2 separate regions of the Homo sapiens genome follow, and region 2 is linked to region 1. Evidence: chromatin loops called from intact Hi-C (ENCODE). Cell type or tissue: Caco-2. All regions are shown on one strand. Links, peaks and the distances in the headings refer to the core of each region. The heading gives the core; the rest is flanking DNA.

Evidence for each region. Hi-C counts contacts between places; a loop is a spot of excess contacts. Peaks named below come from ENCODE experiments on the same cell type or tissue, not always from the same donor. Only the 100,000 strongest peaks of a DNase experiment are listed, where the experiment ranks them.
Region 2: a loop joins it to region 1, with 4 times the contacts of the local background. A loop is called at or near these places in 4 of 110 quality-filtered maps.

Annotation. Positions count from the first base shown.
Region 1 is chr1:183,940,949-183,952,234 of GRCh38, forward strand. COLGALT2 (collagen beta(1-O)galactosyltransferase 2) reads right to left here. Exons shown (of 12, transcript NM_015101.4): 8 at 10,059-10,165; 9 at 4,484-4,616; 10 at 3,248-3,375. Among named protein-coding and RNA genes, the nearest start is that of COLGALT2, 91 kb to the right of the region's middle. RefSeq lists enhancers at 3,852-4,694, 4,695-5,537. In Caco-2, for the core only: no CTCF peak of the experiment used is centred there; a DNase peak (open chromatin) is centred at 4,673.
Region 2 is chr1:183,991,164-184,002,449 of GRCh38, forward strand. All of the region lies in intron 1 of COLGALT2 (collagen beta(1-O)galactosyltransferase 2), which reads right to left. Among named protein-coding and RNA genes, the nearest start is that of COLGALT2, 41 kb to the right of the region's middle. RefSeq lists an enhancer at 11,125-11,269 and a cis regulatory region at 11,192-11,202. In Caco-2, for the core only: no CTCF peak of the experiment used is centred there; DNase peaks (open chromatin) are centred at 5,028 and 5,478.

The DNA of each region.
Region 1 (11,286 bases), core at 140-8,139:
AGGACTGCCATCTGCCATCACTGGGGCCATTTTGCTAGCTCCATTTATCAACACCCCCACTATTCCTGCCTAGTGGACGGTTTTCAAGACGGAAAGTAAGATGTCGTAAGATTAAAAGATCTTTCAGATCATTTCTTAAAGATGGGATGGGGCTTCCAGCTGTGTTTACAGAGGTTGGAAAGGCACAAAAAAAGGCCAGATGGGAGAATCCTGAGGCTGCTGTCTTCAGGTCCCCAGAGTGTCAGCCTTGGATGCCTTCTGCACAGCACTCCGAGTGCTGGTGGGAAACACAGGACCAAATAAGCTGGGGGAAAGAGTCAGTCTGCAGTGAAGGTTCTGGGAACCCAAGAGTGGCCCTAAGGGGTTCCTTTTGGGGAGGATGAATGACAGCTCCTGACAGGCATTCTCCTGCCTCACACTCGTCCAGCTGTGGCCAGGCTTCCTCCCAGACATGCTGCTCTGAGAAAGGCCCCCCAGGCACCTTCCGTCCTCCGTGAACAACTTCTACAACACAGGATGCACCTTTGGCCACTCCCATCTTCCCTAGTCTACCCATGGATCTGTGCTCCATTACTTTTGTCCGGAACCTATTGATTTGGGCTTGACTGGAGCAACCTGAGGAGTTGCCTCCTTCTTGCCTGCCAGGTAAAGCAGTACTTCCTCTATTTTGCCCTAAAACAATCTCTTTCAACATTCAAGGGATTCCCCCTTGTGAAAGCATCCCAGGATTTGTAGAACAAGTCTATGTTCAATCTTCAGTTCTTCTGAGAACAACAAACATATATCCCCAGCCACTCTCTCTTCAGATTACGGAGTCTGAGCTTCTCTCGTGTCTCATCCAGTGGAAGGGAAACTCTTATCGAGCACTTGAGAGGAACTAGAGTGATAGAGGTGCTGAGTTAATGCTCTAACTTTAATTAATTTAATTTTAAATGTTGAAGCTGTGTGAAATATATATATTTTTTCCATGAAACAAGTTCATTGTTTTGGTAGGACGACAGTTTACTTTTTTTTTTTTTTTATGGAGCCTTGCTCTGTCGCCCAGGCTGGAGTGCAGTGGTGCAATCTGAGCTCACTGTAAGCTCCGCCTCCTGGGTTCATGCCAGTCTCCTGCCTCAGCCTCCTGAGTAGCTGGGACTACAGGAGCCCGCCACCATGCCCGGCTAATTTTTTGTATTTTTACTAGAGACGTGGTTTCACCGTGTTAGCCAGGATGGTCTCGATCTCCTGACCTCGTGATCCACCCGCCTCGGCCTCCCAAAGTGCTGGGATTACAGGCGTGAGCCACTGCGCCCAGCCCAGTTTACTTAAACAGCTGAAAATTTAGCTTCTGGATTGAGAGGTGTTCTAAGTGTAAAATACATACCAGATTTTGAAGAGTTGGTACAAAAAAAAAAAGAAGGTAAACTATGTCATTAATGGTTTTAAAATATTAATTACATACCAAAATGATGATACTGTTTGGATATTTTTGTTAAATAAAATGTATTAAAACTAATTTAGTCTAATTTATTTTTACCTTTTTAATGTGATTACTAGAAAACTGAAAATGACATATGTGGCTTGCATTATATTTCTATTGAACAACACTCCCTCAATGATTCCAATGACTTGTTCTATTCTTCCCTTTTATTATTTTCTTTTCCTGGAAAGATGTAATGTGGCAATCATGAACAGCTTATTACCTTTCATGTTTTAGGTTTAAGTAACATTTGTTTCTTTTTTGTTTTAGAAAATAACAGGTACAATTTAAAACTGTTACAGTTCTTTAAGACTATATAATAGATTTTAAGGGGATATTTTGACTTGATCAACCTGTGAAATTTAGAAAACATTTTTTTCCTGTATCCTTATCAAGACAACTGTTCTTCCTTCTTGCATCTGTCGGTACTTTGTCCTGAGAAATGCACCCACCGAACTACATGTGAACGGGAACGTATGCCAGCTCTAAACCTTAGATTCTCTGGGCTCAGTCTTCTGTGATTATGAGGCTTAAGTGAAGTTGCCTTTATACAAGTCACGTGGACATCAAGTAGCTTCCAGGCCTGTGAGGCCTTAACCACAGGCTGCGGAGCCATCCATTGAGAAAGGCTGAAGTGCAGCGACTTCTGGAGGATATAGGAAGAAACAGTGATCTCAAGGGACTGTGCAGAATGCCAAACCAAACCACATGACCACATGACTGAAATCTGACAGGGCATAGGTGTCTTATTACACAGTGACGCATTAGTTGAGCCATTGCTAGGTTTCTTCTGAGCTCAGAGTGGCCCATTTTCTGAGGGAACAAGTATTCCACCTGGGCCCACAGTTAAATACCGCCTGTGGGTGGGAGAAGCAGGGACAGCTCCTCTGCTGCAGCTGCTCCAAAGAAGCAGGCTCAGAGTTGATGAATTGCCTTTGACACACAGCTGGGAGCAAACACAATGCTTGGGAACTTTCTGCTTCATTGGAGAGAAATTGAAAGTGTCATTTGTTTTAAAAAGAAAATGAGAGAGAGAAAGGAGGAGGCAGAGGAGGAAGAAGAAAAAGGAAAGAGGAAGGGAGAGAGGGAGAGGAAAAATGAAAGGGAAGGGAAGGAAAAATGAAAGGGAAGGGAAGAAAAAAGCAGAAGCCACTCAATTCCCAGAGAGTAGACAAAGAACATTAACTAAATGTCAGCTCAGAGCCAGCACTCCCTTGGTGAGCCTGGTTTTCCTGCATCAGCCTCAGACCCTTCCCCAAATCTAGTTGTCCATGTTCTTCATGTTTGTGCAGCCCCATTTCCCAACAGAGGAGCTCCCTGGCTGACCCTCTAACCTCCCACCTTCTCGGAAGCTGCAGAGGCAACCTGCTGTCCCGGGAGCTGAGTCTTAAATATGACACAGGACTTTAGAGCTTGAATAAATGGCCTCTTCTCCAGCTTCACACCCACTCCATGTGCCACGTTAATTGAGGGTGGGATTTCTGCTGTGCTCCTAAGTAAGTGCTCAGTGCCACACCTTGGTTCTGTCTGAAGGTCCCTGATCTGCAGGCCGACTCCAGGTCTCAGACAATCTTCCACAGTTTCCCACCCTGAAGAGTAGAAGGATGCAAAATCCAGTGGCTAACCTCTACCCATTTTTATTTCTGAGAACATTTATGGAAAGAAAACTAGATAAGTGGAAGCTTAAGCTGTATCTCCTACTGGCTGTGGAGGTGGGGCTCTCTGCGCATTGGAAAGGACTGAGTGCCTCTCAGAGCCCTCTCGTAAGATCATCTTGTCACTCACATCAGTTCCCAGTCCAGCTGAGCCTGGTCAATGTTATCCATCAGCTTCATCAGCTTCTTCTTAAACTGATGCTCAAAACGCACATCGTCTTCAATTACAAGAGTCTTCTCTAGCTCTCGATCAATTACCTGCAAAAGTCATCAGTAGGAAGATACCCTATGAAAAGTTTGAAACCCAATTTTTATTAGATAAATAAGTATTAAAAAGTCACGAGTCTAGTAGCACAGATTCATAACTGGAATCTAAGCAAATGGCCATCAACAGTAGAATAGATAATAAACTTTGGAATATTCACAGCAGTGAGGATATATGATCACAATTAAACGCAACGTTATAGGTGAATCTCCTAAATGTCATGTTAGGAGAGTACACATACTGCATGATTCCATTCATATAAGGGAAAGTACAAACAAAGGTAAAGCTATTCAATGCCTTTAGAAGTCAGGATGGTGACTGCCCTTGGGGACTGATGACCAGAAGGCAGTACGGGGTGGGGGGGTGCTTGTGGGATGCTGGTTACCTGCTTCTGGATCTGTGTACTGATTAACATGGGTGTGTTGTTTGGTTTGTGAAATTTCCCTGAGCTGTATCTTTTGATCTATATCTTTTTATACCTATTTATCACATTTCACTTAAAGTTTAAAGAAAACAAAGGCAGGCATAGACTGGATCATTAAAAGAGAAAGTGTTCAAGGGGCCTTTCTTCAGGGACTTTCTTTTTGGTTGTGGAAACTGACTGTTTATCAGGAACCCCACACACCAATATCTGCTCCAGATATGTCTTGATCTGTAAGACAGGGGTTCCACTTCTGGCTCTGCCACTTCTTACCGGGTCAAGCTACTTAATAATTTCTTCTTCGGTAAAGGTGGTCTGTCCTTCCCAACCCACCTCACATGACTTCTGTGTGATTTCTTGTATAAAATCACTTAATAAGTGATGTCATAATAGGTATAATAGAAGGCATTCCTGCTAATGATGATAATGAATTAATAAGAGTGTGGCACACAGGACATGGGTGTCTCCCCCGTCACCACCCCAAGTGGCACCAAAGCTACTCCTCCTTGCCCCTTTGTTGCTGGTCTTGGGTCAGAGGGAGACACAAGGCAGGAGCAGCTCTCATGCACATTTCCAGAACAGTTGCGGGCTCACTTTACATCTGGCCCTAACTCACCTACGATAGCCTGCTTTCCTTTCTCCTCATCATAAAACTGCAATCTGAATAAAGCATTATTTACCTCTTTCCAGACTGAGTAGTGGCTGAGAAAGCAGCCGATTTCACCCCTTGTTAGAGGCCTGGAGGAATAGGGATCTCGATAGCCAGGCAGCATTTCAATATTCAGTGCCTTCAGCTGGCTTGTGTTGAGTGCCCTGCATCACATAAAACACGTCTGGAGATTAACAAGTCAAAGGTCCCCACCACAAAGGCCAGAGAAAGAGAGAGTTAGTTCTGCAAACACCCCTCCCCCACACAGACAAAGACAGAGAGGCTTCCCTTTATTCCTTAGAAGTTCCTCCAGGCTAATGTGTCACACTAGTATTATGAGGTCTGGGAAGACAAGAGGGTATCATATTTTTGTGTATCCCTCATAGTGCCCAACATAGTTCTAAGCATCATCAGTTTTTTGACAAGATTTAATAAGTACACTCCTATGGAAATTAGTTAAAGTACTGCAATAATCCAAGGAGTGTTTGATCAAGACCTACTGCTGAATCTCTGTTAACACAGTGAGCTTTGTGAAGTTCACAGCTGCCCTAATCCTAACCTGTTCACCCCAGCCCTACAAAAGCCTTGAAAACCAGTAGCCTCACAACTAAGAGAGCGGCAAACCCCACCAACCCAGAAGCCACTGGCAGGGACAAAATGGACTGAGACTCCCTTAAAGACCTGCCCCCAGAAAATAATCTCTATTCAACCTGTCTAGTAGCTCCTTGAAAAGCTACATTCTCAGAGCTTGTCTTGATTTGACCTGACTCAGAGTTCATTTTCTGTGAACAGCACTATCTGCAGGTCATTTGTCAAAACCCATGAGCAACAACTGTTTAACATTACAGCTGTTTGAGAAGCATTATCAGCTGATGCTAACAAGAAGCCCACCAAAAAACTTAAAAGGAAAAACCAAGGAATAAGAGGTCCATAGGGAGTTTGATTTGCTCCAAAATATCCCTGAGAATCTAGAAGGCCCCAGGCATATTCAGGGCTGTCCACACGCCCAGGAAAAACTTGAGAAGTCCCTAGTCTCTCACCTCTGGCTGACCTTAAGGATCTGGAAAAAAATGTAGTGAAGGCAAATGAATAAAACACTGCAATGAAGGAAGAATTTGGCATAGTAAGTTTTAAAAATTAATACAACCATGTGGTATCTATAAGAGGCAGCCTTTAGATTAAAAGACAAAAATAGGTTGAAAGTAAAAGAATAGAAAAAGATATACCATATAATCAGCAATGACAAGAGAGCTGGCAGAGCTATGCTAATATTGGGCAAAATAAATCTCAGACAAAATTCATGCTAGAGCCAAGGAAGGACATTTTTTAATGATAAAAAGGTTAATCTGGGCCGGGAGTGGTGGCTCACGCCTGTAATCCCACGACTTTGGGAGGCCGAGGTGGGCAGATCAGAAGGTCTGGAGATCGAGACCATCCTGGCTAACACGGTGAAACCCCATCTCTACTAAAAATACAAAAAATTAGCCGGCCATGGTGGTGGGTGCCTGTAGTCCCAGCTACTTGGGAGGCTGAGGCAGGAGAATGGTGTGAATCTGGGAGCTGGAGCTTGCAGTGAGCCAAGATCGTGCCATTGCACTGCAGCCTGGGTGACAGGGCAAGACTCCATCTCAAAAAAAAAAGGTCAATCCATCAGGAAGGCATAACAATTATAAATACATATGCACCTAACAGAACCTCAGAACCATGAAACTGGAAGAATTGAAAGGAGAAACAGACAATTCAACAATAATAGGGGAAGACATCAATATCCCACCTGCAATAATAGAACTAGGCAGGAGGAAGACAAGGAAACAGAAGACTTGAATAATATCTTAAAATAATCAGACCTAGCAGACATCTATAGAACATTCCACCCAACAATAGCCAAATACACACTTTCAAGTGTGCATAGAACATTCTCTAAGAAATACCATTTTTTAGACCATAAAGACCATATAGGTCATAAATTAAGTGTCAGTATACTTAAAAGGATTGAAATCACACAAGGTATGTTCTCCAACCTCAATGGTTTGAAATTAAAAATCAATAACCAAAGGAAACTTGGGAAATTCAGAAATGTGGAATTAAACAATACACTCCTAACCAATGGGTCAAAGAAGAAATTGCAAGGGAAATTAGAAAATATTTTGAGATGAATGAAAACACAGCATACCAAAACTTATGCGATACACTTAACATAGTACTTGGAGATATAGTTACAGCTGCAAATGTCTCTAGTAAAATAGAATATCTCAAATAATAATCCTCCCATCCATCTTAAGAAACTAGATAAAGAGAAAATTAAACCCAAAGCAAACAGGAGGAAGAAAATAATAAAGGTTACAGTACAAATAAATGAACTAGAGAATAGAAAAACAATAGAGAAAAATCAACAAAACCAAAAGTCAGTCCTCTGAAAAGATCAACAAAATTGACAATTATTTGCCTAAACTGATGAATTAAAAAAAAGTAAACTCAAACTATTAAAGTCAAGAATGAAAGAGGGGTCACTCCTACTGACCTTATGAAAGTAAAAAAGATTATATGATAATACTATGAACAATTGTATGGCAACAAATTAGATAACCTAGATGAAATGGACAAATTGATAGGAAGGTACAAACTACCAAAATTGACTCAAGAAGAAATAGAAAGTAAATAAATAACAAGAAAAGAAGTTTAATTAGTAATAAAAAAAATTTCCATAAAGAAAAGCCTAGAACCAGATGGCTTCACTAGGGGTTTCTGCCAAATGTTTAAAAATTGTTAACACGAATCTTTCACAAACTTCCAAAAAAAAAGAGGAGGAGGGAACACATCCCAGCTGATTTTATGAAGCCAATATTATTTTGATACAAAACCAAAAACATTATAAGAAAACTGCAGACCAATATCACTTATTAATATAGATGTGGAAATCTTCAAGCAAATACTAGCAAGAGAATCCAGCAATTTATAAAAGGAATTATACAGCATGACCAAATGGGTCCCAGGATTATCCCAGGGTTGCAAGTTTGGTTTAACATGTGAAAACCAATCAAAGTAACGTACCATATTAACAGGCAAAAGTCACATGTTCATCTTAATAGACACGGACAAACCATTTGACAAAATCCAATACCCTTTTATGATAAAAATACTCAACAAAATAGGACTAAAAGGGACCTTCCTCAACCCAGTAAAGGCCATCTGTGAAAAACCCACAATTAACATCATACTTAGCAGTGACGGACTGAATGCTTTCCCTCTAAGATCAGGAACAAATCAAGAAACTGCACTCAACAGTTCTATTCAACATTGTACTTGATGATCCAGCAAGGGTAGTTGGACATGAAGAAGAAATAAATGGTATCCAGGTTTGAAAGGAACATATAACACTATCTCTACTTGCATGTGACATGGTCTTGTATGTAGAAGATCCTAAGGAATATACACACACAAAGGAAAAAGTACTATTAGAACTGATAAAAAGGGTTCAGCAAGGTTGCAGGATACAGGATCAATATACAAAAATCAATTGTATTCTTATTCATTTAGCAATGAACAATCTGAAAATAGAACTAAGGAAATAGTTCCATGTACCATAGCATCAAAAGAGTAAAATACTTAGGAGTATATTTAACAAAATAAATGCAAGACTTGTATACTGAAAATGACAAAACATCATTCAAAGAACTAAAGAAGATCTAAATAATAAAAAGACATTCCATGATTACGAATCAGAAGACTTCATATTGTTAACACGGAAATATTCTCCCAGTTGATCTACAGACTCAATGCAATTCCTATCAAAATCCCAGCTGCCGTTTTCTTTATTTGTGGAACTTGACAAGCTAATTCTAAAATTCATATGGAAAAAGTAAGGGACCCAGAATAGCTGAGACAAACTCGAAAAAGAATAACAAAATTGAAGGACTCATACTTCTTAAATACAAAGCTACAGTCATCAAGACGGTATAGTACTGGCATAAGGATAGACATATAGATCAATCAAATAAAATAGAGAGTTCAGAAATAAATCCTTACATTTATGGGCAACTGGCTTTTTACAATGGTGCCAAGACAATTCTACGAGGGAAACGAAAGTCTTTTTAACAAATGGTGAAGGGACAAATGGATAACCATGTGCAAAAGAATGAATATGGATCCCTGCCTCATGCCATATACAAAAATTTACTCAACATAGATCAAATACCTAAATGTAATAGATAAAACTGTAGAACTCTCAGAAGAAAATTTCATGAAGTAAATCTTCATGGCTTTGAAATTGACAATGGATTCTTAGGTATGACACTAAAATTACTAGCAACAAGAACAAAAAATAAATTGGATTTCATCAAAATGAAAAACTCTTTTGCTTCAATGTATACCATCATGAAATTGTGACAATCAATAATGCATAAAGTTAAAGAAAATATTTGACAATTACATATCTGATAAAGGACTTGCATCCAGGATATATAAAGAACTCTCACTACTCAACTAGTTTCCCTGGTCCATGTGGTCTATGAATGGGACTGGTGTTCTTGGAGGTATTTGAAGCAGTGGTTCCTAAACTCTACTGCACCCAAGAATAGGGCTGACAGATTTAGGAAGTGAAAAACACAAAACACTCAGTCAAATTTAAGTTTCAGATAAATAATGGATAATTTTTTAGTATAACCAAGCCCCATGTGATGTTTGGGACAAATTTAACTGGCTATCCAGTATTTTATGGGGCAATCCTGTCTAAGAATCACCTTGAGGCTTCTTAAATGCAGATCCTGGGTCCAGCCTCAGAGAGCATAATTCAGCAGGTCTGAGATGGGACTGAGGGAGCTGTCCCCTTAACCATCCGTGGGGACTCTGATGTGAGTGTCCAGGTCACACTTTGGGAAACACTGATGAGATTCTCTAAGGGAGTCATAAAAACTTCAACAGCTGCTAGCCATACTCCTTAGTTGGAGTTATGCAAATAGAAAACAAAGCTACTGATATTCTAAACCAACATATAACATGGAAAGGCACATTTTATAAAAATCTATGCCTTGAAATAGTTTAGGGTGTCAAATAAAAGGGCAAAGCTGAACAAAATAAAAAAAAAAAAAAAGAAGGGATCTAACTAGGTTCCCTGTGTTACTTTCCTGCCATATTTCCAGGAAAAGTGGCCACTATGATCGGTCCAGGCAGATTGTGGCAGGCATCTCATGCAACAGGAAATGTACACCTTTATGCATTTTCCATCTATTTTCTTCAGATTGACCAAGTTTCAGCACTTTATGCTCTAATTCAGCTCTGAACACAATTCTGAACACATTCCTTCTGTTACACTACAGAAGGCTGAAAACCACCACAACTGTTGCAAGAACCCCCAGAGACGGGACAATCACATCCAATGTGAGCCTTCAGTGTAATGAAGACCAAAGACCACTGGCTGGTGAGTGGATTTCAGGCCTGCTCTACAGGATGAAATTAACTTAAATGCTACTACAGGTGGCCGTTTTGAAAATAAGACTATCCTCTAATGACCGAAGAGACTTAGAGCCCCACCTGGGACTAACTCTCTGTCAGAGAAGACACATCCACACTCCAATCACATCTGCAATGGGAGAAGAAACCCAACTCACTTTCCATCCACAGCCTCGACAATCTTGACCTCAATCTCCTGTTCATACAGTGTGCGCAGCATCCGGTCCCGCCTGTCCTTTCTGCGTTTGAGGTTTATCATGAAAATCTAATGCAAGAAGGAAAAGGGAAAAGACACATAAATTACTCAAGTCTTCTTTTAGGCTGTTTGAAAAGTTTAGTAAATGTTTTAGATAGAAGAAGGAGTGGAAAAGATAGGAAGAACTGTCGTGAAAATTCATTTCTATCTCACATCAGTGTTTAAGGTAAATGATACTAATTCAAACTGAATTATTTTCAAAACTCAACTCTTCGTAGTGACTTAACTCTCTTTGTTTTTCTGATGTTCATTGATAAATATGTTCTCCCTTCTCTTGAAATAGGAAAGTTTAAAAAACTACTCTTTAAGAGGTCAAAGGACAATACGATCCTATGTTTAGAAAAACCTAAAGATGCCACCAAAAAACCATTAGAATTGATAAACAGCTTCAGTAAAGTTGCAAGATACAAAGTCAACGCACAAAAATCATTAGCATTTATATATGCTAACAACAATCTGAAAAAGAAATAGAAAAAGCAATCCCATTTATAGTAACTACAAAAAAATTTAATAATACTCAGGAATAAATTTAACCAAAGAAGGTAAAGATCTTTATAATGAAAACTATAAAACACTGATGGAAAAAAATGGAAGGATATTAAGAAAAGAAAGATATCCCATGTTCATAGATTGGAATAATTAATATTGCTAAAATGTCCATACTATCAAATGTGATAAACAGATTCAGTGCAATCTCTACCAAAATACAAATGACATTTTTCATAGAACCAGAAAAAAATCTTAAAATTTTCATGGAACCACAAAAGACCCTGAATAGTCAAAGCTGTCCTGAGCAAAAAGAACAAGGCTTGAGGCAGCACACTACCTGCCTTCAAAATATTCTACAAAGCTATAGTAACCAAAACAGCATGGTACTGGCATAAGAATAGACAACACGTAGACCATGGAACAGAATAGAGAACCAGAAATAAGTGCACACATTTACAGCCAACTCATTTTCAACAAGGACAACAAGAGTTACAGATAATGAGGATGTCCTCACTATTCCCAGACTTAATGAACCATAGAAGTATCTAAAGCTTTGTGAATGCCTTTACACGTAAATCAATGTTTTAATAAGGTCCTTTTGCTACAAATAGTAAGAAACTCATTTTAAATGTTAAACTAGT
Region 2 (11,286 bases), core at 1,469-9,468, 52 kb after region 1:
CATGTGTCCAAAGTAAACACTTAACATGTGCTTGTTGAATGACTAAGTGAACAAATAAATGCTTGTATAAATCAATGACACGAACAAAAATAAAGTGGTTATATTTATTAAGGGTCTATTACTTAATGAAAAGCAGCAGCAAATCTGTAATAGAACAATATTAGATGCATATAAATCATTTTGATTTTTTTAAAAAGCCATCACACTTTTCTCTGCTACAGTATTTGTTTCCCCATTGAGAAAGCTGGACTAGAAATGTGAACAAAGAGAAAAAGTATAAATTTACAAACTGAATTCAAAGCTGTTTTCCCACAGAGTATCCCAGAATGACAACTTGGCCCTGACTAAAAAAAAATGTCAGCCCAGTCAGTCACTGTTATCCAATACCTGTTGTCTTGGTTCCAGGAACAACACTCCTGGCCATTTCAGGAGGGAGAGACAAATGTTTGCTTTGAATTTACCTGCTTTGAGAAATTTTCAGTCTGGTCTTCCCATATCACTTCATTTGTGGTTCCTTCACATGGCGGTGGTGGGGGAATGTTGCAGGAGACTACAGTTTGGCAGGTGTTAGATACATGTTCATAAACTATACTCACACCCACAGTAAATTGAAGAGTCCCAAGTCATATTTTTGAGGAGTCTTGAGTTATTTTACTTAGTCGTAGTGTCAGGGCAAACAGGAGGCTATTCTGATGGTATTTTTTTTTTTCCATTTCTATTCTGGAAAACTACTGTCAGAGGGAAGGAACACCGTGTGCTCCTAACATTCCCAGGGTCTGTGTGGCTTTGTCACTTGCTCCTGGGAGAGGAGCATGCATAAATACACAGCATATAGATGTGTTGCTGTTGCCTTTACTACTCACTGCTCTTCTGCAGAGAGGGGAGCAGTGAGAGCAAACCTCAGCTAAGTGCTCACTCCTGGCCAGGCATTGACCTAGAACTCTAGCAACATCTCATTTAATCCTCACAGCAACCCTATGATGTAGTATTCTTACTATCTCCATTATACAGAGGAGGAAAATCAGGTCCAGAGAGGTGACACATCATGTCCAAAGTCTCAGAGGTAGTAAGAATTAGAGCCAGACATAAGTCAGACAGCTGGACTCATGATGTCCCATCTACCACTACTCTAAGAGGCTTATTTTGAAGCTGTCCTTTGGAGTGAAGTTTAAAACAGAAGGAAATACTTTTAAAGATAGTAGAGGGTAAATTCTAACTTTGTCTTCAAAGTGCTAGGTATATCAGTAGGCTTCACGTTATCAGTAAAACTGCTGCGACCACAGATCATTTAAGTCAGCTTAGAGTCCCCATGGGTCATGAGCCATCTTCATGCCTCAGAAATATAGTCAATGAAGCACTCATAATTTTCAATGATGTCTTAAAGAATGAATGGCACCTAATGATGATTGATTGACTGTCCTCTTTAATATTGCTCAAAACTTTCAGTCAAGTTGTTTATCTGGTCTCTGACAGATAGGTTTAAGAATCTTTGCTCTTGCTGTGAATAGAGTTATCAGTTGAAAGGATGCCTGATGCACTAGCTTTTTAAAAGCTTGCTCCAGATTTCATCTGGTGACTTTGGAAGGTAGGACACGGATACTGGGCTCTAGACTTCCAAGGTGCTCAAGCCTTCCCCAACCTCCCCAAATGGGTAAAATCCCCCAGTTATATGGTTTTTGGGATCATGTATCTCTTCTTTCTAGTACTTATCAGAGTTGTAATTCTACATTTATTTCTATGGTACTCAATAATGTATTTCTCCTCTAATGGTTTATAAGCTCCATGAGGGCAGGGATATGTCTGTCTTTGCTCATCACTGTATCCTCAAGCCCAGGACAGTGCCTGGCATCAGCACTGGGTAAAGGGTTGCTAAATGAATAACTAGATGCAAAAATGCCATCCTCACTTTTTACAAGAAAACTCTAAATATTTAAAACATGTATTTTTCACCAGTAAAAATGAAATACACAATCAGATAAAGAAGACAAAATGACTTTTGGGGTACTTCCTCTCTCTTTCATAATCCATATCTGGAAAGTTTGACTTTCATGTGGGCTCTGGAAACAGGAAGGAATCAGATGCTGTTTGGTATTAAGCTGCTGAAGGCTCCAGGGGAGCCCAGTAACTTATCTAAGAGGAAGTGGGGAATGCAATCAGTTGCTTTGAAGGCAGCACCCAGGAAATATCTGGCCAGGACAGAGGTTCAAGCAAATATAATTGTGGTAGATGGTAAATATGGCAACAGGTGAGTAATTCTTTCTGGCTTTCATTGGGGTGTGTCTTTTAAGCCAAATTAGAAATCCAGCAAGAGGATTTGGTATGCACCATTATAAACAGAGTCCAGCTCCAGCCAATGCAGGGAGAAGGCTGCAACCTCCCTTTCAGACCCAAAAAAGGACCCAATGACTCCCTGAGGAACAAGTAGACCAAAGGGCAGCTCTGAACACCCTTCCTTCCCCAGCCCCAGGTCAGGCCATGTCTAAGGCATACTTTAGTCTCTAGCTGCCACCATGTTCTTTTGGAGGTGCCATGTGAAGGAAGCCAACAATGTCCAACATTCAAAGTTCATGTCCCCAGAATTTCCTAATTTTTCAATTGCCTCTGTAAATTATTTCAGAACATGTCGCTGTTAAAATTCTTATTTTCATTCCCACATCCTGATGTTTAGAGAGGGAATTAGGCATTACCAGAGCTAGATTTGAACTCACTGACCCAAGTTTCTTCAGCAGAGGATCCAAAAGGAACCAAAACTTTCATCAGGACTGTTATGTGTATGAAGACAGAAGAGAAGCCTTTTGGTACAAGGTAGCACTCAAGACAAGGATTCAGTAAAATAAGTCACACTCATTTTCTCTTGTAATTCTTTTTTTTTTTTTTTTTTTTTTTTTTTTTTGAGACAGAGTCTTGCTCTGTCACCCAGGCTGGAGTGCAGTGGTGTGATCTCGGCTCACTGCAAACTCCAGCTCCCGGGTTCACACCATTCTCCTGCCTCAGCCTCCCAAGTAGCTGGGACTACAGGCACCCGCCACCACACTCTACTAATTTTTTGTATTTTTGGTAGAGACAGGGTTTCACCGTGTGAGCCAGAATGGTCTTGATCTCCTGACCTCGTGATCCACCCACCTCGGCCTCCCAAAGTGCTGGGATTACAGGCATGAGCCACCGCACCTGGCCTCTCCTTTAATTCTTACAACATCCTAGGAAGTAGGTATTCTCCGTATCTTATGGATGAGAAAATAGTTACAAAGCTAGTAAGTAATGGATCCACGATTCAAGCCTAATTAACCCTGCAAATTATTATTATTATTTGAGACAGAGTCTTGCTCTGTCACCCAGGCTGGAGTGCAGTGGTGTGATCTCAGCTCACTGCAACCTCCGCCTTCCAGGTTCAAGCGATTCTCCTGCCTCAGCCTCCCGAATAGCTCGGATTACTGGGGCGTGCCACCATGCCCGGCCAATTTTTGTATTTTTAGTAGAGACGGGGTTTCACCACGTTGGCCAGGCTGGTCTCAAACTCCTGACCTCAGGTAATCCGCCCGCCTTGGCCTCCCAAAGTGCTGGATTACAGGTGTGAGCCACTGCGCCTGGCCTTAACCTGCAAATTAAAGGTGAATTTTCAAAAGCAAGGAATGAAGAGATTTCTTTTTGGTAAGGTCTTATGGGGAGTAATAACAAAATACCTGGCATAAAATCAAGGATCCTATATCTAGTCAGATTTTTTAAAAATAGAAAATAAAGCCAAATGTATTTGACTATACTGCCTATAGATAAATTAGATTTTATCCAGAAGGCGGTATGGTGAAGTGACTTTTGAAACCCTTCAGCTATTTAATCCTGGCTAAATTACTTAACATCTCTATAAGCCTTAGTTTCCACATTTGCATTGTTGTAAAGACTAAGAAATCACCTATGAAAAGAATAAACATTAGAAAAAAAACAAAGAGAAGAAAAACAATAACATGAATACATATCAATAGTCATTTCTGAATACATAAAATTTCCAAACTTGTAGCAAGAAAATTGCAAATGTAAGTACTTCATCAGTGAAAGAAATAAGTGCTATAATCCAATAAAAGGCATTTGGCCCTGATTGAGAGAAAAAAATCTCCCAAACAACCAAACATTTTTAAAAAATCTAACCACTGGCAAAAGTGATTTTTGAACTCCAAACCTATAATGAACAGTTCAAAACACATATAGTCATGTCTGAACATAGATGAACAAAAATCTTAAAACCTTAGCAAAGTGGAATACAACAAACGTGTCAAACTCAGTAAAATAAACATCCTCTTGAGTGAGCAGTGGCTGGAGGGAGAGGAACAGGAGAAATCCCTAGGCAGCTTCCAGAGAGTTCTTCAAGCAGGACATTCTGCCAGTGGAGGCGCAGCCTCCGGAAGCCAGAGCCACGTCAGGCTAGCAAGCGCTCAAGGGCTTCTTGTATACTACCTTGTATGTTTGCTTCCAGCGGGTGTGTATTTTTTTTTTCTTTTTTTGGTTTGACTATTTGTTTTTCTAAGGAAACCTTTGGTTTTTCTTCACATTTTTTTCCCTTTAATATCCCAATTTACTTAAAATATTCCAATTACCTTAATACATGTAAGTTTATTGTCTTTCTTTATCCCTTTAATTGCACTTTTATGGGGTATTCTAATTTGTCATCTTATCCTATTCTCCTTTTGAATCTTACATTTTACTTTAAAAATTACGTATACCCCATTTTATTATTATATTTTTACTCCTTTTTACTCCTTATTTATTGTCCTTATATTCAATCTCAACTGTAATACGTGTTTTTAACTTTTCAATCTTATTGAGCTCTGTTCTTTTAAACTCTTTTACCTGAATTATCTAAGTAAACGAATCTTGTGTTTCTTGTATTTTAAATCTTATAGTATTCTTTTCTAGTCTTGTCCCAACTGGTTTGACCTCCAATGCCTTGTACGCTGCCAGGCCCATGAAAGACAGGCCATAAATGTTAGGAAATAAACAGCTCTGCACTGGACCACAGCTGGCCCGCATGCTGGGGAGGAGGCGCACAGGCTTCTCCCACCCCTTCCCTGCACCTCTGATAAACCCTCAGGGAAATCACCCTGTGATCCCTTCAGGCTAACAGAAGAAAATCTATATGAAAAAGAGAAGGCAGAAAGCTGAAGTGATAATGTTTAGAATCCTTAGAAGCTGGAATTCCCATCTAAAGACAAGGCGATTTAAAGGTGTAGACAGTGATTGGGCTTCAGTGCTGAACAAAGACATCTAAAACTCAGGACTGATAAGACAAAATGGACAGAAAACTCCATGAAGATGCAATAAGGAGACCTAGCTCAAAACATTTTTTGGACTCTGGAGCTCTGAAAAGGGGTATTTTCTGCCAAGTTATCTATCCTCAGACAAAAGTAAATGTTTTGACATTCCTGCAGGCTCTGTTAAGTTCCCCACCTCGTGAACAAAGGCCTGCCTAGAGGTGAGGACCTGTCAGCTGACACTGCTTATCTGCCTTAAAACCTCAGTGCAGTGGCCTTCTCTAAACACAGGGCAAGGGTGCTAACTGGAGAAGCCTGCAGTTCTCTCTCAAGTGAGAAATACCTACTGACAGAAACTGAAGGTCTGGACATACAGCAGGTGTCCAAGACTCTAAGAAAGTAAATACTACATGGGTTGAGGAAATGACCTATTATAAATGGGGTGAATATGCACCCAGAGGGCACTGCCACTCAGGCAATCAAAATATTAACTACTTAGGCTTTTTTACATTTTTGAGCTTATCGAAAGAATTTCGATGGTATAGTGCCTGAGTCAGGAAGGGGGTCAATACACATGAGGTGAATGAGTGAATGGACAAATGAATAAATGAATAAACAAATTCATGGCGTGGATCAGGGGCAGGCAGTGTAAAAAGCTCTATAGAACAAGAGGCTTAAGGTCTGGCCACAAGCCCACCATCAACCTAGCATGGAATTTCAAGTAAATCAATTTACTTCTCAAGTTCATTTTCTGTAGAAAAAAACCACATTTTGCTTAACGGAGTTGTTGTGAAGATAAACATAAAATAAAAAAGATTCCCCCCACAGTATTCTGTATAGTAAGACATTATAAATTGTTATATGTCTTACTATAAATTTTACCATGTAAGATTATATAGACGTTTAAGAGAATGATAAATGAACCCTTGTACATACCACCTAGCTTAAGAAGTAGATTTCTTTGAAGTCCGCTTTGTGCCTTCCCTAGTTACTCCTCTTCCTTCTCGGCCAATAATCTCTAGTCTGAATTTTTGGTTATTAATTCCCTTAGTATTTTTTATAGCAGAGGTGTCCAATCTCTTGGCTTCCCTGGGCCACACTGGAAGAAGAAGAATTGTCTTGGGCTACACATAAAATACATTAACACTAACGATAGCTGATGAGCTATAAAAAAATTGCAAAAACAACCTCATAATGTTTCAAGAAAGTTTACAAATTTGTGTTGGGCTGCATTCAAAACCGTCCTGGGCTGCATGTGGCCCATGGGCCGTGGGTTGGACAAGCTTGCTTTATAGTTTCACTACATATGTATATAACCCCAAACAAACTATACTTTAGGCTGTTTTTGAACTTTATATAAATAGATTCATGTTACATGTGTTTTCTGTAGGCTTAACACTGACTTAAAACTTACACATGTTGATACTTTTATCTGTAGTTGATAAATTCACTGCCAATGCTGTAATACCTCACTGTATTATTATACTATAATTTAGTGATCTATTTGACTGTCAGTGGACATTTAGCATATTTCCAGATTTTTGCAATTACAAACAATGCTGCTATGACCTTTGTTGCACGTATCCCCTGCTGTATATGAACAATAGTGCATTTAGGAGTGGCATTCCTGGATCTGTCATAGGTCTGAATATGTTCAACTTTACTAGGGAATGCCAAATTGTCTTCAAAGTAGTTGCACCAATTGATAGTCCCAGGAGCAGTATATGCAAGTGTCTATTGCATATATATTCCCAGCAATGCTTAGAATGTTGTCAGATTTTAAAATTTTTGCCAACCTGGCTGCTGAGAAACGATACATTATTGTGGTATTTATCTGCATCTCCTTATTACTTATCAGGTGGTGGAATGTTTCATATATTTATGGTCATTCATGTGCTTCCTCTTTTGTGAAACCTGTTTGTATTTTTGCCCATTTTTCTGTTAGGTTCTTTGATTTTTCTCTTTTATTCATGAGTTCTTCGTTGATTCTCTACATTATTTCTCTGTCGGTTGGTTGATTCTCAATACTATTCCTCTGTTGGTTGCAAAAATGATTTCCCACTTTATGGGTTGTTTGTCCACTATTTTTAGGATGTCTTTTGATAGAAAGTCCCCTCATCTTATTGTTTTGCTTTTTGAATGACTTGAGTATTCTTGGTCCTTTGTTCTTTCAAATAAATCTTATAATCAGCATCTCAGAGTGCATGAACAATCCTCTTGGGATTTTTATTAGAATTGCATTAAATTAATCGTCTGGAGAGAATCATTATCTTTATCAATTTTTCCTTTCCATGTACATCTATGTCTCCACATTTATTTTGGCCTTCCTTAATGTTTTTAATAAAGTTTCAGAATTTTTTCATAAAGATATTATTTTTGTTAGATTTATTCTTAGGTACCTTACATTTTTGGTTTCTACTATAAATAATATTTTTAAATAAATGAGTATCTGTTAGATACTCAGTTGGTATCTAACAGAAATGCAGTTGACTTTCATATGTGAATTCTGCTATATTTTTCTACCAATTTGTATAATTTATCTGCAAATTCTATTGCATTTTCTCTGTAGATAATCATATCTACATACATACATAATGATTGCTTTACTTCTTCCTTTCTAATTTTTAACCTTTTACTTCCTTTATTTATAGCATTTCACCATCAAATATGATATTTGTTACAGTCTGCTTTGGTGTTTGGCTTTTCTTATTGTTTTGTTTTGTGGGTAGCATTTATTGGGTTGAGAAAATTTTCTTGGTGAGAGTTTTGTTTCGAATGATTGCTGAAATAAAACACTTTTTGCATCTATTGAGATGAACATATGGCTTTTTCCCGTTAATTTGTCGATATGATAAAATGCATCTGTAGATTCTCTAATGTTGAGCTAACTTTCCATTCCTGGTGTAAACTCAACTCAATGCAGTATCTTTTTGCTATGTTGTCGGATTTGGTTTATTAGTACTTTGCTTAGGATTTTTACATTTATGTATATGGGTAAAATTAGGTAGTATTTTCTTTTATTATACGGTCCTCATATGATTTTAGTATTACGTTATGTTAACCTCACGAAATAAATTGGAAAAAGTATTCCCTGCTTTTCTAATCACTCAATGAGTATATATAATGTTGGAATGATCTTTTCATGAAATAATATATAAAGCCTATAAAATCTTCTGGGCCTAATGGTTTCTTTGGGGGAAGATTTTAAACTACTGACTCAATTTCTTCAATGTTTATAAAAACGTGCAGGATTTCTTTCTTCATGAGTCAGACTGTTATATGTATTTCTCTCAGAATTTTAAATATTTTACCTAATTTCTCAAATTTATTAGTATAAATGTATTTATAGCATTCTTATATTCTCAATATTAGTTACATCATTATTTATGTATTCTCCTTTTCATCCTTTATACTGTTTGTATGACCAGTCTTACCAGGATTTTATTTTATTGTTCTTTTCATAGAACCATATATTGGATTATTAGTCCTCTTTGATATCTTCAGTTTCTATTTCATTAATTTCTGTCTTTATATGCATTATTTTCTTCCTTGTCTCCTTGGGTTTATTCTGTTTTTTTACCCGCAAATGTCTTAAGTTCACCTCTTAGCTTATTTAGTAAAATAAAAGTCAAGGCCTTCTAAATTTCCATTATTATTTCTTCCTTGATCCTTGACTTATTTATAATTGTGACTTTTATTTTCCAAATCATGGCAATTTTTGAGTTATTTTGCTTTTGGTTTCCGTCTGGTTGTGATATATTCTGAGAATGTGATATGATGCCAATTCCTTTCAACTTTTCAGTCTCGTTTTTTGGCCTCTATGTGTCTATTTTTTGTAAAAGGTCCATGTGTGTCAGAGAAGAAAATATGTTCTGCAGTGGTGGTACTTTTTTTCAATTTTTCTTTTCTTAACTTATTGATTGATTGATTGAGATGTTTTCCTCTCATTTTATGTTTCTCCCTCAGTAGTTAACGGCTATCATAAAAATAAGATGTGTATATCTAACTTGACAAAGTTTAAATTTAATAAAAATGTTACCCTCTCCAAATCAATACAAGGAACTTAGAATGATTTAACTATAGTCACCCCCATCCCAAATGAAATATTGTTACGTCATATTTTAGTTTTATCTTGATTTTGTAATCCCTTAAATTGCACAGTATTGTTCTCATTTTATAAAGTCAATTAATTTAAGATCCACCCACGTGTTTAACATTTTCTTTGTTCATCATAGATTTCTGCATCTTAAGTCTTTATTATTTACCTTTTCCCTGAAGTACATGGATTTAGGTGATTCTTTACCTACTAGTAAATTATCTCAATTTTTGTTTATCTGAAAATGTCTCCAATTGACTCTCCTTATTGAAAGGAAGTGTTGCTAGGTGTACAATTCTAAGAGGACAGTGTATTTCAGCCCCCCATTTTTTTTTTTTTTTTTTTTTTGAGACTGAGTCTCGCTCTGTCGCCCAGGCTGGAGTGCAGTGGAGCGATCTCGGCTCACTGCAAGCTCTGCCTCCCGGGTTCACGCCATTCTCCTGCCTCAGCCTCCCGAGTATCTGGGACTACAGGCGCCCGCCACCACGCCTGGCTAATTTTTTGTATTTCTTTTTAGTAGAGACGGGGTTTCACTGTGTTAGCCAGGATGTTCTCGGTCTCCTGACCTCGTGATCCGTCTGCCTCGGCCTCCCGAAGTGCTGGGATTACAGGCGTGAGCCACCACGCCAGGCCTATTTCAGTCCTTTAAAGATGTTATTCTGGCTTTGATATTTGCTCTTGAAAAGTCTCCTGTACTATGTTGTTCTTTTTTGGTAATCTATCCTTTCTCTCTGCTGTTTTAAAGGTCTTCTACTTTTTTAAAAAAAATAAAATAAATATTTTTCAGCTTAACTATGATGCATCAAGTTGTGGCTTTCTTTTTATTTATTCTGCTTGAGATTCATTGGAATCTGGATCTGAAGATTGGTATCTTTTATAGATTTTGGAAAATTCTTACCCATATTATGTCCAAGTACTGTCTATCCCTCAATCTTTTAAAAATATACTTCTGGAATTCCAACAAGCATATATTAAAGCTTCTCATGTTTTCTTCCATATGTCTAAACCTCTCTTTCATAGTTTCCATCTTTTTGACTTTATATACTGCATGCAGTATAATTTTTTAACTCTATTTTCCAGTTTGTTACTTTGTTCTTATGATGTACTTAAAGCATCATTTTCTTTCATTTCTAGAGATGACTAATATATCCCAATTTCACATTTTCATATATGCAGATAATCAAATTTTCCCCAGCACATTCGTGTCACACCAAGTTAATTTACATATTTATTGAACTATTATTCTGGGTCTCTTGATTATTAGGAAAGTCAGTTGAAATCACATAGAAATATAACATCCCATGAAATGCCCTGCTTCCTGCTTCTTACTCCCTGAATCTCATAGTCATTATAATCTGCAGGTAAAGTTGCAAGGCCAAATCCTTAGGTGTAGTTGGGAATATCCCACAGGTCTAAAAGTCTGGGCCTAATGCTTCTCTGGCAGAAATTTTCATTGCTTTATAAGGTTCTTCCAAGTACAGCCTTTGAATGACAAAGTTTAAACCCTCTAGCTATGCCACCCCTTGCTCCTATTTTATCTTCCTCACACCATTTTGAAGATTATGATTTTTCCATTTTGCTGCTACTGAAAGCAAACACTAGACTAGTGGAAGTTTGGGTTGGGAGCCAGCCCAGTGCTCACTGTACATCCATCCTGGGCTCCTATCTAGCCTGTTCCACAGGCTGTGCTTCTATCACCAGCAGGATTTGAGGGCCTGGGCCCAACAATAAACGAAGTCCACTTGGCCTGGAGAGGACTACTGCTGTCAGGTGACAGCTGCCCCTGGCTGGGAGAAGAAACCTGGGCTAGACTCCATGCCAGGAAATAAACTCATGGCCATCTGCATTCCCTTTCATGACTCAGCCGTTCTTTATGAAAGGATTTACTGTGTGAGGAGTAGGAGGCTAGAAGATCTGAAAGAAGAAACAGCAAAGGGGATTACTAAGCCA